Regions from separate parts of the Homo sapiens genome. Here regions 1 and 2 are each linked to region 3. Evidence: chromatin loops called from intact Hi-C (ENCODE). Cell type or tissue: heart right ventricle. All regions are shown on one strand.

Region 1 (5,000 bases), 320 kb before region 3:
CCAAAATAGATTACTTTGGTTGCAGTTTGTAATAATGAGAACCGTTAAACAGAAATAGGAGTATGCATTCAAAACAATAAATAAGGTATGCCTAACTGTTTTTTAAGGGTATCTTTGCAGTGTATAAAGATGTTTATTTAATAACATAATATATACTTTGTTTTATTTAATATGCTGATAAAGTTAAATTTTTTTAAGTTAAATTTTTTTGTAAGTTAAATATGTTTTAAAGCTACAATTTAAAGCCTTAGTTTAATCACTTGCTGGCATATTTACATATTTGTGTACGTCTCAATGCATATCTATAGAGTTATATAAAAATAAATTCAAAAGAATTATTTAAAATTTTAGCTGGGCACGGTGGCTCACGCCTGTAATCCCAGCACTTTGGGAGGCCAAAGCAGGCGGATCACCAGGTCAGGAGATCGAGACCATCCTGGCTAACACGGTGAAACCCCGTCTCTACTAAAAATACAAAAAATTAGCCAGGCATGGTGGCAGGCGCCTGTAGTCCCAGCTACTCGGGAGGCTGAGGCAGGAGAATGGTGTGAACCTGGGAGGCGGAGCTTGCAGTGAGCCGAGATTGCATCACTGCACTCCAGCCTGGGCGACAGAGCGAGACTCCGTCTCAAAAAAATAAAAACATAATAAATAAATAAATAAATAAATAAAATAAATAAAAATTTAAAAGACAAAAGACAAATTTGAAGGCTTACATATCTTTTACTGTAAATTTTAATATGGATTGAAAACAAAAAGTAAAATTAAGATCTGCATTTTCTTCCCGTAACATCCTAGTTATTCATGCTCAGATAAACAGAAATTCTTTTTTATTCCCAAAATATTCTGTTAACTCTCTAGACTTCTTACATATGATGGAATCATTTTGGCAAGAAATTTTTTAAAGTTAAATTACTAGTAATCAAGGGCCGGGAGCGGTGGCTTATGCCTGTAACCCCAGCACTTTGGGAGGCCGAGGTGGGCAGATCACGAAGTCAGGGGTTCGAGACTAGCCTGACCAACGTGGTGAAACCCCGTCTCTACTAAAAAAATACAAAAATTAGCTGGGCATGGTGCCATGCGCCTGTAATCCCAGCTATTCAGGAGGCTGAGGCAGGAGAATCACTTGAACCCAGTTGGTGGAGGTTTCAGTGAGCCGAGATCATGCCACTGCACTCCAGCCTGGGTGACAGAGTGAGACTCTGTCTCAAAAAAAAAAAAAATAAAATAAAATAAAAATAAAAATTACTAGTAATAGCTATTATTTATCGTTGTGTTTCCTATTTGTTACAACCATGTATAGCCTTTGAATAAAATGGCTTATGCGTATGTCTTATGTCCCCTGACAACTCTTCTTGATTATGTGTGTTCCAAATTCAGTTCTCTAATTCAGAATAATCAGACTGTAAAATTTTCTTTTCTTTTTTTTTTATTTAAGATTTTATTGTTTTCTTTTCTTTTGAAACAGGGTCTTGCTCTGTCACCCAGGCTGGAGTGCAGTGGTGTGATCTCAGCTCACTGCAACCTCTGCCTCCTGGGCTCAAGCAATCATCCTGCCTCAGCCTCCCGAGTAGCTGGGACCACAGGCGTGCACCACCATGTCTGCTAATTTTTGTATTTTTTAGGAGACATGGGGTTTCACTATGTTGCCAAGGCTGGTTTCGAACTCCTGAGCTCAAGCGATCCACCCTCCTCGGCCTCCCAAAGTGCTGGGACTACAGATGTAGTTAGCCACCATGCCTGGCCTGTAAAGTTCTCTTATAAATCAAAACTTTCTTTGAATTTACTGGAATAGCCACCAGTTCGGCCAAAAAGTCAGTTTCTCAATTTATAAAAGAAAAATAGTAGAAATAATTAGGCATGTGTGACATTCTCTAAATTTTAATTATGTGTGGCCAGGCCCGGTGGCTCACGCCTGAAATCCCAACATTTTGGGAGGTTGAGGCGAGAGGATCACCTATGGTCAGGAGTTTGACACCAACCTGGCCAACATGGTGAAACCCTGTCTCTACTAAAAATACAAAAATTAGTTGGGCATGGTGGGGCGAGCCTGTAGTCCCAGCTACTCAGGAGGCTGAGGCAGAGGAGAATCGCGTGAACTCGGGAGGCGGAGGTTGCAGTGAGCCGAGATCACGCCATTGCACTCCAGCCTGGGTGACAGAGCAAGAGTCCGTCTAAAAAAAAAAAAAAAATTGGAATCAATTTGGAAACAAAATTTGGAATAAAATAAAATTTGGAATAAAAAAATTATTAATATTGTTTCATGATTGTGAATGCTTATGTGCTAGTTACCAATTTAATATCATCGCTCCATTGCAAATCTACACTATTTTGCCCTGATTCATGATCAGTCCTGAACCCTACAATCGTTTTTTTGCCAACAGATAAAATGTTATGGTTCATCGACAGAGGGCGCTAGAGTGACACTGCATGGCCACAGCTACGGAAAGACACTTTTCGGTTGGACTCCAGCCCTCTTATAATCTTCAATACACGAGCCTAACAAAGTAGCTCTAGCTGTGCCCTCAGTCTGTATAGTCCCTCTTCTTAAGGCGACCTTAGACCAGGTCCAGCTACCTATATCCTCTGGCAACAGCTGACCCTTCCTGCAGACTGGCCCAGCCTGCCTATCCCCACCAGCAGTGGTGAATCACTTTTATAGGCCCCTCTAGCAAGTATCTTCACCATTGCCAGGCTGTGTGGCTGTGTTTGTAGTAAACACGTCTTTCTGGCCGGGGCGCGGTGGCTCACGCCTGTAATCCCAGCACTCTGGGAGGCCGAAGCGGGCGGATCATCTGAGGTCACGAGTTCGAGACAAGCCTAGCCAACATTGTGAAACCCCGTCTCTACTAAAAATACAAAAATGAGCCGGGCGTGGTGGCGCAATCCCAGCTACTCAGGAGGCTGGGGCAGGAGAATCGCTTGAATCTGGGAGGCGGAGGCGGTAGTGAGCCGAGATCGCGCCACCGCCCTCCAGCCTGGGCAACAAGAGCGAGACTCAGTCTGAAAAAATAAATAAATAAATAAACATGTCTTCTTTGAAGAGGTCTGAATCTCAGCCCTGGGGTGGTGGTTGCTGAGAGGAGCCCTTTCTCCTCTTTATCGTTCATTCTTCCTCAGCCTAGAGGGATGCGCTGTTTTTCCGCACTTGCTGCTTCTGGATTCTTTAGAGTCCTTGTTTACTCCTTTTTGAATTCACTCACCTCCTGCTAGTTAATAATTCTTTATATTAAACTTTCCCTGTTCAAAAAACTGATGTGGTTTCTGTTTCCTGTCTGGTCCCTGATTGACATATCTTAGAAATATAGTTTTTTCATGTACAAAGATTGGTACAATAATTGTCTCCAAAAAGATTTTGTATCAGGTTATTAAGTTCCAATGTCTTTGTCGATCAGGGACCACTGTAATATACCTTGTGGCACAAATTAAAAAGCCCTGGAGTCTCCTTCTGTCATTTCCATTTGGTTCTTTCTAAATACCCACTATTTCTTTGCTGAGAATTTCTATATTTTTATTTGTTTCAAGAGAATTTGTAATTGCTTGTTGAATTTTTTATTTTATGTGTTTTTTTTATGGTTGCTCTCAAAAAAAAATAATAATAAAAATAAAAGTCATAAACTTGCTATGGAAAAAAGAGAAGGAGATTTAGCCAAACAATGTGTAATAGACATTTGTTGGTTGATGCTGTAGCTTCTGTTATTTTCTTCCTAGCAGCCCTCATTGGAGTTTGGGAATCCATTTGGCTCTATGGAACTAATATCAATCAATAAACTAAATTATTTACTTATTCAGCTGTACAGGTGTATTTTCAAATAAATATGATTTTAAAAGAATGATGGCTGTGGTCATGATAAGAAATATGGCCTTTCATATTTATAATGTGTCCTCCATTCATCTTGGTTATAACAGGAAATGGTAATGTAATTTCTTTATGCTCCTATTCCCAGGATCATCATTGACTATATGCTTATATATTAATTTTCTGTTACCCCTCAAGAAATCATTCAACTGTCTTCTATTTTGATGATGTTCTGATATTTTTCATCTTGTGGAAGAGACCTCAGAGAAAAATAGCCCTTGAGCCTTGATGAAAAGAACCTATATAAGTTGCTATAAACATCTAACACTACAACAAAACTCTAGGGTGTTGATGCTTACAACCATTTCTCTCAAGTAAAGAAATTTACTCATCCTTAAGTTACAAGAAAGCCCAATGGGCCAGAAACCACAAGATCATGAGGAGACAGTTTCCACCCAAGACTTTCAGATCAAGATGACTGCATGAAGTAGACAGCTTCCATCAGAGACTCATGAAATAAGACCTAGATGACTGGAGTCAGATCGTCAGGCTTGCATCAGCAGGCTTTTGTTTGTTATTGTTCAAGCTATTTTCTTTCTTTCTAGTTTCCTTGAAGTTTTGGATTATTAACTTTGATACCTATAAGGTCCTTATCCTTAATAATGTGTTTTGTCTCCTTAATCACTCCTTGGTAAAAGTCTAATGCTTGGCTATAATTTTTCATAATTTGGCTAAAACACAAAATCAAACTAACTATTGGGTTTATATTCTCTTTACAGGTAGGTGCCTTCATTTTCCTTTTATGTTAGTTCTGTGTAATAAATCAGTAGTCAAGTTCTTCCGCTCTGACAAAAAAAAAAAAGGAAAGAAAGAAAAATAAATAAATACTTTCCTGGTAATTGGAGTCAACCACGAAGTGACTTTTTTTTAGAGTAACACAACAGGTCAGACATCCAGAAATACAAAATCCCCCATCATGTTCCCCTCTATGGAAACAATATTCAGGGACTATGTAATAAAAAATTTGGCAATTTGGCAGGTCTTTGTCCCCAGCTCCTGGGAAATAATTTCCTTTTTTTTTTTTTTTTTTTGAGACAGAGTCTCACTCTGTCGCCCAGGCTGGAGTGCAGTGGCATGATCTCGGCTCATGGCAGCCTTCACCTCCTGGGTTCAAGTGATTCTCCTGCCTCAGCCTCCTGAG
Region 2 (5,000 bases), 210 kb before region 3:
CTGAGCCCAAGCTTAGCCATTATATCCCCTGTGACCTGCACATATACATCTAGATGGCCTGAAGCAACTGAAGAACCACAAAAGATGACATTCCACCATTGTGATCTGTTCCTGCCCCACCCTAACTGATCAATTGACCGTATGACAATACACCCTCCCCGCCCTTGCGATAACGTACTTTGTAATATTCTCCCTGCCCTTGAGAATGTACGTTGTGAGATCCACCCCCTGCCCACAAAAAAATTGCTCCTAACTCCACCGCTTATCCCAAACGTATAAGAACTAATGATAGGCTGGGTGCCGTGGCTCACGCCTATAATCCCAGCACTTTGGGAGGCCGAGGCAGGAGGATCACAAGATCAGGAGTTCGAGACCAGCCTGGCCAATATGGTGAAACCCCTTCTCTACTAAAAATACAAAAATTAGCTGGGCGTGGTGGCAGGTGCCTGTAGTTCCAGCTACTTGGGAGGCTGAGGCAGGAGAATCGCTTGAACCTGGGAGGCAGAGGTTGCAGTGAGCTGAGATTGCGCCATTGCACTGTAGCCTGGGCGACAAAGTGAGACTCCGTCTCAAAAAAAAAAAAAAGAAAAAACTAATGATAATTCCATACCCTTTGCTGACTCTCTTTTCAGACTCAGCCCGCCTGCACCCAGCTTTATTGCTCACACAAAGCCTGTTTGGTAGTCTCTTCACACTGACGCGTGTGACACAGCGTAGACCTCCCAGGCTCAGGTGATCCTCCCATCTTAATCTCCTGAGTAGCTGGGACTACAGGTACGCTGTCATCACATCCAGTTAATTTTTTTATTTTTTTAGAGAAGAGGTTTCACCATGTTGCCCAGGCTGGTCTTGAACTCCTGGGCTCAAGTTATCCTCCTGCCTTGGCCTCCCAAAGTGCTGGGATTACAGGTATGAGCCACCATGCCCAGCTGGAGCCCTGGTTTTTATCAGTACATTGTTGTAGGAAATATCTATCGTTTTTGTCAGCCTAGTATTGTTTATTAGAGCTGACCTTCCCTACTACTTTTGATCCTCCTGGGGCTGCCAGTCATAGAACCATTCCCAATCTGGCCACAGTGGTTGGTCCAAGGATGATCAAGTGTCTCAAATAGAGCCAATCGGAATCCTCCTGTGGGGTTTTATCTATAAACCAAGAAGCCCTTTATCCATTCTAAGGACCTAATAATGTGTCCTAGACACAGACCGTTCCTGCCAGTGGAAGAGTTAGAAGGAACAGAGGCAAGAGTTTGAACAAGCAAAGGCAGAAAATGGAGAAGATAGAAGTCAAGTGACTTGGAGCTACTGGGGCTGAGGCCATCTGCTCTCCTGTATTTGCCATTATGTAAAGGAGGCAAAATTTTACCTCTACTCTCTTAGGATTTTTCAGCTGGGCCTGAGAATTAAATTGACATAAGATGGAGCAACAGGAGAAAAACATGCAAATTAATTTCATACAAGTGTTATGTGGCATAGGATCCTTCATAAGGAAATGAAGACCCAAAGAAACAGTTACAATTGAACACTTATAAACTGAATTGGATAAAGAGTTAGTGAATTATGAAAATGTGACAAGGCAAAGCATACAAGGATAGGGTAGTTAATTGAGTGGAGAAGTGACTAGAAAGCTAAGAGTTAGTTTAACAAGGTTGGTTTGTACAGATTTCCCTTAGCCTCAACTTCCTGTCCTTGATGATAAGAATGATGTTTTCCTTCTGGGTATAGGGAGGACACCTTTCACATGGGAATTTCATCTCCTGCTTTTAAGAAACAGAAGAAAAGTCAGAGTGAACTCCTTGCACCTGCTGTTTCCCAAGTGATACGGCTCAGATGAGTGGAGGAACACGAGGGTTCTTGGTCCTCGTGCCGGCAACATGGACACACATGGAGTGGTTTTAAGGAGCGGAGAGTTTAATAGGCAAGGAAGGGAGGAGACAGAAGGAAGAAGGTCCCCAGTAGAGACAGGGGGAGGGGGGCTCCAAAGCCAAAAGAGGAGGTCCCCACCTGCCACGGATACCAGCCAGGTATATATGCAGAGGCTGGAGAAGGCAATATCTGATTTGCATAGGGCTCAGGGGATTGGTTTGACCAGGCATGTCATTCACGTAGCCCTCAGAAAAAGCTGGCCCTCTCATCCTAGCCTTTTAAGATGCAAATGCAGGGCACTCTGAATGTTCTACACATGTGGAGATATGTGGGGCAGCCATGTTGCCAGGAACATGTGGGGCAAGGGCAAGAAGGCCGCAGGAATCACCATGTTGGGTGGACCCAGTTTCTAATGCCCTGCATTTGCATATCAAAGGTTGCCGGCCTGGCTCTAAGAGCCGGGGCTTTACAAGAAATTTTTCCGGAGATGCTTTAAAAACCAAAACTCCCCAAGGGCCCCTTTTCCTCTCTATCTGCCTACAGTAATTTCTTAATAACTCTCGGCCAGGCGCAGTGGCTCACGCCTGTAATCCCAGCACTTTGGGAGGCTGAGGCGGGTGGATCATGAGGTCAGTGGTTCGAGACCAGCCTGACCAACACGGTGAAACCACGTCTCTACTAAAAATACAAAAATTAGCTGGGCCTGGTGGCAGGCGCCTGTAATCCCAGCTACTCAGGAGGCTGAGGCAGGAGAATTGCTTGAACCCGGGAGGTCGAGGTTGCAGTGAGCCGAGATCGCGCCACTGCACTCCAGCCTGGGCGACAGAGCGAGATTCTGTCTCAAAATAATAATAATAATAAATTGTAAAAAATAATAACTCCTACCACACAAGTGCCTTTAACTGAAAATAGTATGCCACTACTTTGGGGTGGCATATTCTTAACTCCTTCATTAGTAACTTTTTATTTATTTTTTAAATCTTAAGATAGTTTGAGTTGGATTCTCTTGCAACCTAAAATCTTGGGTCCTGAAATACTTGACCCAAATTCCTCAACAGGGGGCACCCTCACTCCAGAGAATGAGGTCATCTTTCAGGTAGAACTGGTCTAACATATTATCTGGCGATTTAGTAGCATTCGCTTCAGGAGTGGTGACCACATAGGTTCCTGGGCAGCAGTGGGTAAGGGCAGGATCAGAATGGCTGTAACCAAGGGAGGTGGTTCATTGTCACCCTGAGGAGTAGCACTTGGGAGCAGCAGCTTCAGAGGTGGGAATTGCAGGGATCAGTGGGGAAAGAAGAATTCATGGTGAGCATCAGCAGCAGTCACAACAACATGGCAGTCATTTGGGTCTTAGCCTCCATGTAACGCCCCTTCCTGGAAGCAACCATAATCATATTAGCAGCTGCCCTCGTTGGGATAAAGTCATGGCAAAGGCAACTTCTAGCTCAGTGGCAAATTTGGCAAAAGATGGGGGTGTTGTAGGCCTGGCACTAGTAATAGCAGCAAAGAAGTGGAAAGATTCCAAGGTCCTGGGATAAGTATAGTCCCTAAAATTCTGGATGAGCTTTCTATAATTCTTGGGGGAAAAACCCCTATTTTTTTCTGATTATGGTTATTGGACCCAACCACTAGGTTGGGGTAGTGGTGTAGAATTTAGAATCAGGAATACTGAGTAGTGGCTCAAACCAAGATGATTATGGAGTGTTATCTGGCTCTTGATTTCCCAACTCTGCTTATTGAAGAAAATATTAAAAACTGGGGAGTAGGAAAAGGGGCCACGAACTCTTACAGTTGGCCTCTGAACCAGCTTCCTCACCTGAGATACTTATATGGGCTCCACAGGTGATGAAAATGAGAAACACTGGCTGGTGGGGACTGTGGGAAACTGGGGAGTACTCTATCCTCTGTCTAACGGGGGCAGCTGTGATGGTGCCACGTGAGAATGCGGGCCTCGCCTACCAGAGTTTTCAGAATTTCAAAAGATCCCCGAGTTAAACCATAGAGGTCTGAAAAAAAAAGAATTTCAAAAGAAGCCAGATAGCCAATTTGTTGAAGTGTGAAATCTCTTGATCTTAAAATGTTGGCAATTAATTAATAAAAAATTTAAACACAGTATTTCCTTCCAGGCTAGTCTGAGCAACATAGTGAAGCTGTGTCTCTAAAAAAAAAAAAAAAAAAATTAAAACAATAGGCCAGGCACAGTGGCTCACACCTGTAATCCCAGCACCTTGGGCAGGCAAAGGTGGGTGGATCACCTGAGGTCAGGAGTTCGAGACAAGCCTGGCCAAAATGGCAAAACCCCGTCTCTACTAAAAATACAAAAATTAACCAGGTGTGGTGGTGCATACCTGTAATCTCAGCTACTCGGAAGGCTGAGGCAAGAGAATCACTTGAACCTGGGAGGTAGAGTTTGCGGTGAGCCGAGATCATGCCAATGCACCCCAGCCTGGGTGACAGAGCGAGACTGCATCTCAAAATAAATAAATTAATAAATTAATTAATTAAAAAAAACAACGTTATGCAGTATTCAAGCCAAACACAACTCACAGGCATCTGGTGTTTGTGATCGCTGATCCGTACTGTGATTTCTGAACTATTATATCTCTAAAATCCATCCAGCTCCCAATTTATGCAATTCTACATGTAAAATTATTTCAGTTTGTTTTCCAAAGTAATTCTGCCACTGCCCTAGGGCCTTCCTTCTTGTAATAAGGCTATAGGTACCTGGGAGCCTCACCGGGATTGAGGTCATGTGTGTATCCCACCATTTCAATGTTGGCTATCCAAGTTGTATTTCCAGCTAGTTTCCCCTACTGTCTAAATCTTTCTTATAGATACATCATTTATTTTATTATTCTCTGGCTTCAGTTTCTTTTTCTCTGAGTGTAGAATTGGTCTAGTTTTTTTTTGTTTTTTTTTTTTTTTTTTGAGATGGAGTCTCACTCCTGTTGCCCAGGCTGGAGTGCAATGGCACGATCTTGGCTCATTACAACCTCTGCCTCCCGGGTTCAAGCGATTCTCCTGCCTCGGCCCCCCGAGTAGCTGGGATTACAGACATGTGCCACCATGCCTGGCTAATTTTTGTATTTTTAGTAGAGATGGGGTTTCTCCATGTTGGTCAGGCTGGTCGCAAA
Region 3 (5,000 bases):
GCCTTAGAATTGCTTCGCCCCTGGTAATTTACTTTGTCTCTTTTAGATAAAATATCTTTCAGATGTTTCTGATGATTCTTTGATGTCATGCTTGTAAATTAATTTAGCTGTTCCCATCTGAATATTGATAAGCTAATTTAGTTCAGACCTCTTTACTTTGGTCACTTTTAAAATTCAATTTAGAAATCTGAGTTTTCAAATATAATTAATAGAAAATTTCTGATTGTTTTGCATATTTTAATCTCTCTTGTTCAGATATTGTCATCTTATAAGTAGTTTTATAAGGCTTCAATTTTGCTTTCTTCAGTGAAATGTTTTTATGTTTGTTCCTTTTAAATATTATTGAGAAAATTTTCCTTTGAAATGGGGAGGGGAAAAACCAGAATATGCTGATCTCAATGCTATTAAGAAATTTAAGATAAGAAGACTATTATTGGGGTTCTCTATTTGTTCGAAAAACAAGCAATTTAATTTCAATTAATAGTACCTGTTAAGTTTTCAGATGTGGCAATAAAACCTGTGCTTGCCTGTTTACTCGGCCTTTGTCTTGACAAGAATAATCGTACATTGTGCCCTCAAACACTTGCTTAGATGAAGCTTAGACCTCATATGATAATTTCCAAGATTACTTGGGCATAAAAGTCGGCAATCTCGTTCCTTACTTTGAGTGGTTACCAGGGTGACTGGACTCTGGTCATGTGAATCTTAGAGATTGATTGACCTGCTGAGGAGCTGCTATGGTAATTGTGTTAAGATTTAGAATAGCTGTAATCAAGATGGGTCAGCTATTGTTTCACAGGTTAAGAACAAATGATGAAATCGATAATGAAGCCCTGTAGTCTAAGGAAATTTTCCAGTGTTGTCTTCAATATTTGCCTCACAATCTCCACCTTGCCTGTCCTCTGCTTTTTTCCTTCTGTCCTCCTCTGTCCCTCAGACTTCTTTGTCTCCTGTCTCTACCTCCTTTTGTCTGCTTGTCTTTCCCTCTCTCAGTCTCTCCTTCTCTTTTCTCAGCCTACTTGCCTGTCTTCTTTGGGTTTTTAAATGCTTTTATTGATGAGCCATAGTTGTACCTATTTTTGGAGTACATGTGATAATTCCTTACCTGTATACAGTGTTCAGTGATCGATCAGGTTAACTGGGTTATCCATCACCTCAAACATTTATCTGTTCTTAGTGTCAGGAACATTTATAATTATTCTCTTCTAGCTATTTTGAAATAATGATAAATTATTGTTAATTATAATTTCTCTATTATTAAATACTAGAAGTTATTGCTTCCATTTAACTGTATTTTTGTATCCATTATCTCCTTTGATTTTTATTCAAACGAGTCTTTCTCTGCCACTGACACACAGCTGGTCATAACATGGAATGAAAATAGGTGATTTAGTGTTGTGTTCAGTCAGGTTAGTCTCCGATTTTTGTACATGTTTCAGTGTTTAAATGGCTCACGCCTGTAATCCCAGCACTTTGGGAGGCCGAGGCAGATGGATCACCTGAGGTCGGGAGTTCGAGACCAGCCTGACCAACAGGGAGAAACCCTGTCTCTACTAAAAATACAAAAAATTAGCCAGGCATGGTGGTGCATGCCTGTAATCCCAGCTACTCGGGAAGCCGAGGCAGGAGAATCACTTGAACCCGGGAGGCGGAGGTTGTGGTGAGCCGAGATTGTGCCATTGTACTTCAGCCTGGGCAACAAGAGCGAAGCTCTGTCTCAAAAAAAATTAAATAAATAAAAATACTTTTCCCTCACTTGAATCATTTTTTTTTTTTTTTTTGCTTCTTGAAAGAGCTTTCAGTTAAAAATGTGAGGTTTGAAACCACAATTAATGATTAACTTTGGGCTGCTCTGATTCCTTGTGGTTCTTTTGAACAGATAGTGCCCTCAATGTTCAGGACAAGCTGCAAATTACCAAAGGATGTTTAGACTATTTCCATGGAGGCAAAGAATAATGTGGCTTGCATTTGTTTTGCATGGCAGCAGGCTGTTATGCATTAATATTTAAATTAAAAACAAAACCATGCATTACCATTTTAAACCTTATAAATAATTAATACAGCTTAAGAAGTTTTGAGAAAATAAATGATGTTCTCATAGCCCGAGAATCTGGATGTCTGCCATCTATTAGGACTAGTTCTAGTTAACATCCTTAAGAATCCTGAAGCAGTTCTCACTGTAACTTGATGATTTGAAATATCAAGAACTTTAATCAGGAACTTCAGATAATGGGATTAGACTAGATACAAGGTCTGACAACTACTTTGGTCATGGCTCTTGTGACCAGCCTAACTTATTCCAAAATCTTGTTTGCTCTTGGCCTTTGGCTGGCGAGGAGAGGGATTATTTTATATAAGCCTTTATTTTTGAAAAAATATATCAGAATCTCTCTGTCAAAAAATACATTTCCAGCGGCCTTTATTTTAGCACTTATTTCAGAGCCAAAGGCCGTGTGCTGCCCCTTTTTCAACAGAAAACAGTTTGCTTGCAATCTGCCTGCAGGCTGCCCTCTTGTGTTGAAATAGGGAAATGCATATTGTCCCCTTCAACCTGGAACATTTTGTTCTGCCTGTGTGGGTTTACATTGGAAAGTCCTTGGTACTTGAGTTTTTAAGAGGTTACTTTTCACCACCCATATAATTTCAGTGATTATGGTGAAGGAATAAAGGTTACTGTGCAAGTCAGGACATGCATTTACTAGGATTTCTTATGATCAGTATTTCCATTGAATTAAAATGTCTGAATTCCCTGTGTTCTTCCCAGGGCTAAGGAGAGTATGTACCATGCCTTGGGCTACAGTACCATTGTGGTGTTGCAGGCTGTCCTGACCTTCGAGCAACAGGACATCCAGAACGGCATTTCTGCCATGAAGGACGCTTTACAAACCTGCCAAAAGTATGACGAGTCATTAAATACTTAAGATGTGACTGCAAACTTTTATGCCTGTGTGACAAAAATAATGTCATTTGCCTGACCAAAAGCTCTGTGTTTGAAATTGGCCACAGTTACAGAAAAGAAATTCAGCCTCGAAGCTGAAGGATTCCCATTTGGCATCTACATATTCCACTTTTCTTTTTGATAGCCTGGGGTCTGAGCTACAGAGATCTGGGGGGGATTTCGGGGGGATTTCAGTGGGATTAGCAGCAAGCATCTCTCAATGTAGATGACATTAGGTACTGCATGCCAAACCAAGCCACACAAGGAACATTCTTGTTTTAAGTGGGAGATGCAAATTCATGAGGGAATGTTTTATTTGTTTAAGAAGGACCTGTTTTTGAACACTTTTGTTTGGTGAAAATGAGATAGATTTTTAGTTTTATTTTAAGCTTTACTTTGTGTGTATAGGAAGACCCTATCAAAATTTTTTTCAAGGGGTAAGTTATTTTGATATCTTTTAAAAAATGATAGGTGTTTCACAGTATGGAAGATGCTTGGTTTGTGGACATTTAGGAATATTCAAGAATCCAGGAATGGCTGGCTGCAGCACCCTGATCAGATGGATGGGAGGAAATGACCCCTGTTGCTGTCAATTGCTTGATGTGCCCCCCATAGGACTAGGGCAGAAGGTTCATGATCAGAAGGTTAACATGGGTGAAATTACATCCTGATGTAATTGTGTTGTAAGCTCCTCAAATGAAGAGAGCTTCCAAATATTGCACTTTAACTTCATTTTTAACCTGTGGAGAATTTTACCACAAATACTGATTTTAGTTATAGGGATAAGGGAAGGTACTTTGGAGGTTAGTTTTCATTGGTGTGTGTGGGTTTCCCCACGTGGTGTTCAGTAGCACAGACTGAGTTCCCACAAATGGCTAGCCAGTGCTGCATGTAGAGTGTTGGAAAAGGATGATCTGTGTCCTATAGACTTCAGGGTTTAGAGTTTCAGCTTTTTGACTCTTTGGTGTGATAGTGACTGAAATGAACGTCAAATGAAAATGAGCTCAGCCTGATTTTTTTTTTCTATTTTCTATCTCCCTTTTTATTTATTCAATGTAGATACAGGAAAAAATACACAGTTGTAGAATCTTTCTCAAGTCTTCTTTCTAGAGGATCCCTGGAGCAACTGAGTGAAGGTAAAAGTCATTTAAAAGATCACTTTTTTCCTTGATTTTAATAGTTAAATGATCATCTCATAAAATTCCATCCTGAAGTATATAAAGTAAATGGAATGTCTTTTTCTCTTCCCTATCATACTCACCCTCTGGAAGAAATCATTGTTAATAGTTCATTTTGAAGCCTTTTCTGTGTACATACTCAAATACATAAATAAGGTACACATAAGGTTTTTGTTGTTGCTCATGGATTGTTCATTTTTTTTTTGCAAGCATAGAATCACATAATAGGTGTTGTCCTACAATGTGAATTTGACATTGACACTTCCCCAGATCGTTACATGTGAGTGTTTAACAGCTGTGTGGTATTCCATAGGATTGATATACTGTACTTTACTTGGCTTTTCTCTATGGTTTTTATTTTTTCACTGATATGAATAATGGTGTCCTAGAATCCTTATACATATGGATTCATGCATTTTAAAAAGTTATTTCATAAGATAGATTCCTAAAAGTGGAAGAACCAGGACTGACAGTTTGAAAACTTACAATATTTATAGGTATTCCCAGTTTTTTTCTACATATAGGTCAGTTTATATTCTTAGCATTCATCTTTGAGAGTTTCAGTTTTCCACAAGCTATTAAACATTTTTTTCAAAGTGAAAGTAATTTTGATATCTTTTAAAAATGATAATGTTTCACAGTATGGAAGATGCTTGGTTTGTGGACATTTAGGAATATTCAAGAATCCAGGAATGGCTGGCTGCGGCACCCTGATCAGATAGATGGGAGGAAATGACCCCTGTTGCTGTCAATTGCTTGACGTGCCCCCTGGGACTAGGGCAGAAGGTTCATGATCAGTTCTGTCTTTTCAGTGTTACACTCTAGTCCACAATAGTTTACAAGAAAGGAGCATCTAAATATTCCTGTAGAAGGAAAAAAAAAAG

The links. Hi-C counts contacts between places; a loop is a spot of excess contacts. Peaks named below come from ENCODE experiments on the same cell type or tissue, not always from the same donor. Only the 100,000 strongest peaks of a DNase experiment are listed, where the experiment ranks them.
Region 1: it touches region 3 in a loop (5-fold over the local background); 6 of 110 quality-filtered maps call a loop at or near these places.
Region 2: it touches region 3 in a loop (3.0-fold over the local background); 68 of 110 quality-filtered maps call a loop at or near these places.

The regions. Positions count from the first base shown.
Region 1 is chr9:15,530,862-15,535,861 of GRCh38, reverse strand. No RefSeq gene overlaps it. Among named protein-coding and RNA genes, the nearest start is that of CCDC171, 20 kb to the left of the region's middle. RefSeq lists enhancers at 2,204-2,743, 2,744-3,284. In heart right ventricle, a CTCF peak has its summit at 2,430 (motif pointing right); no DNase peak of the experiment used is centred here.
Region 2 is chr9:15,415,029-15,420,028 of GRCh38, reverse strand. No RefSeq gene overlaps it. Among named protein-coding and RNA genes, the nearest start is that of SNAPC3, 5.3 kb to the left of the region's middle. RefSeq lists an enhancer at 607-1,107. In heart right ventricle, a CTCF peak has its summit at 2,922 (motif pointing right); a DNase peak (open chromatin) is centred at 2,973.
Region 3 is chr9:15,209,162-15,214,161 of GRCh38, reverse strand. It overlaps TTC39B (tetratricopeptide repeat domain 39B), which reads left to right. Exons shown (of 20, transcript NM_152574.3): 4 at 1-23; 5 at 2,765-2,896; 6 at 3,998-4,074. Among named protein-coding and RNA genes, the nearest start is that of TTC39B, 96 kb to the left of the region's middle. In heart right ventricle, a CTCF peak has its summit at 2,510 (motif pointing left); a DNase peak (open chromatin) is centred at 2,501; H3K27ac peaks cover 308 bases.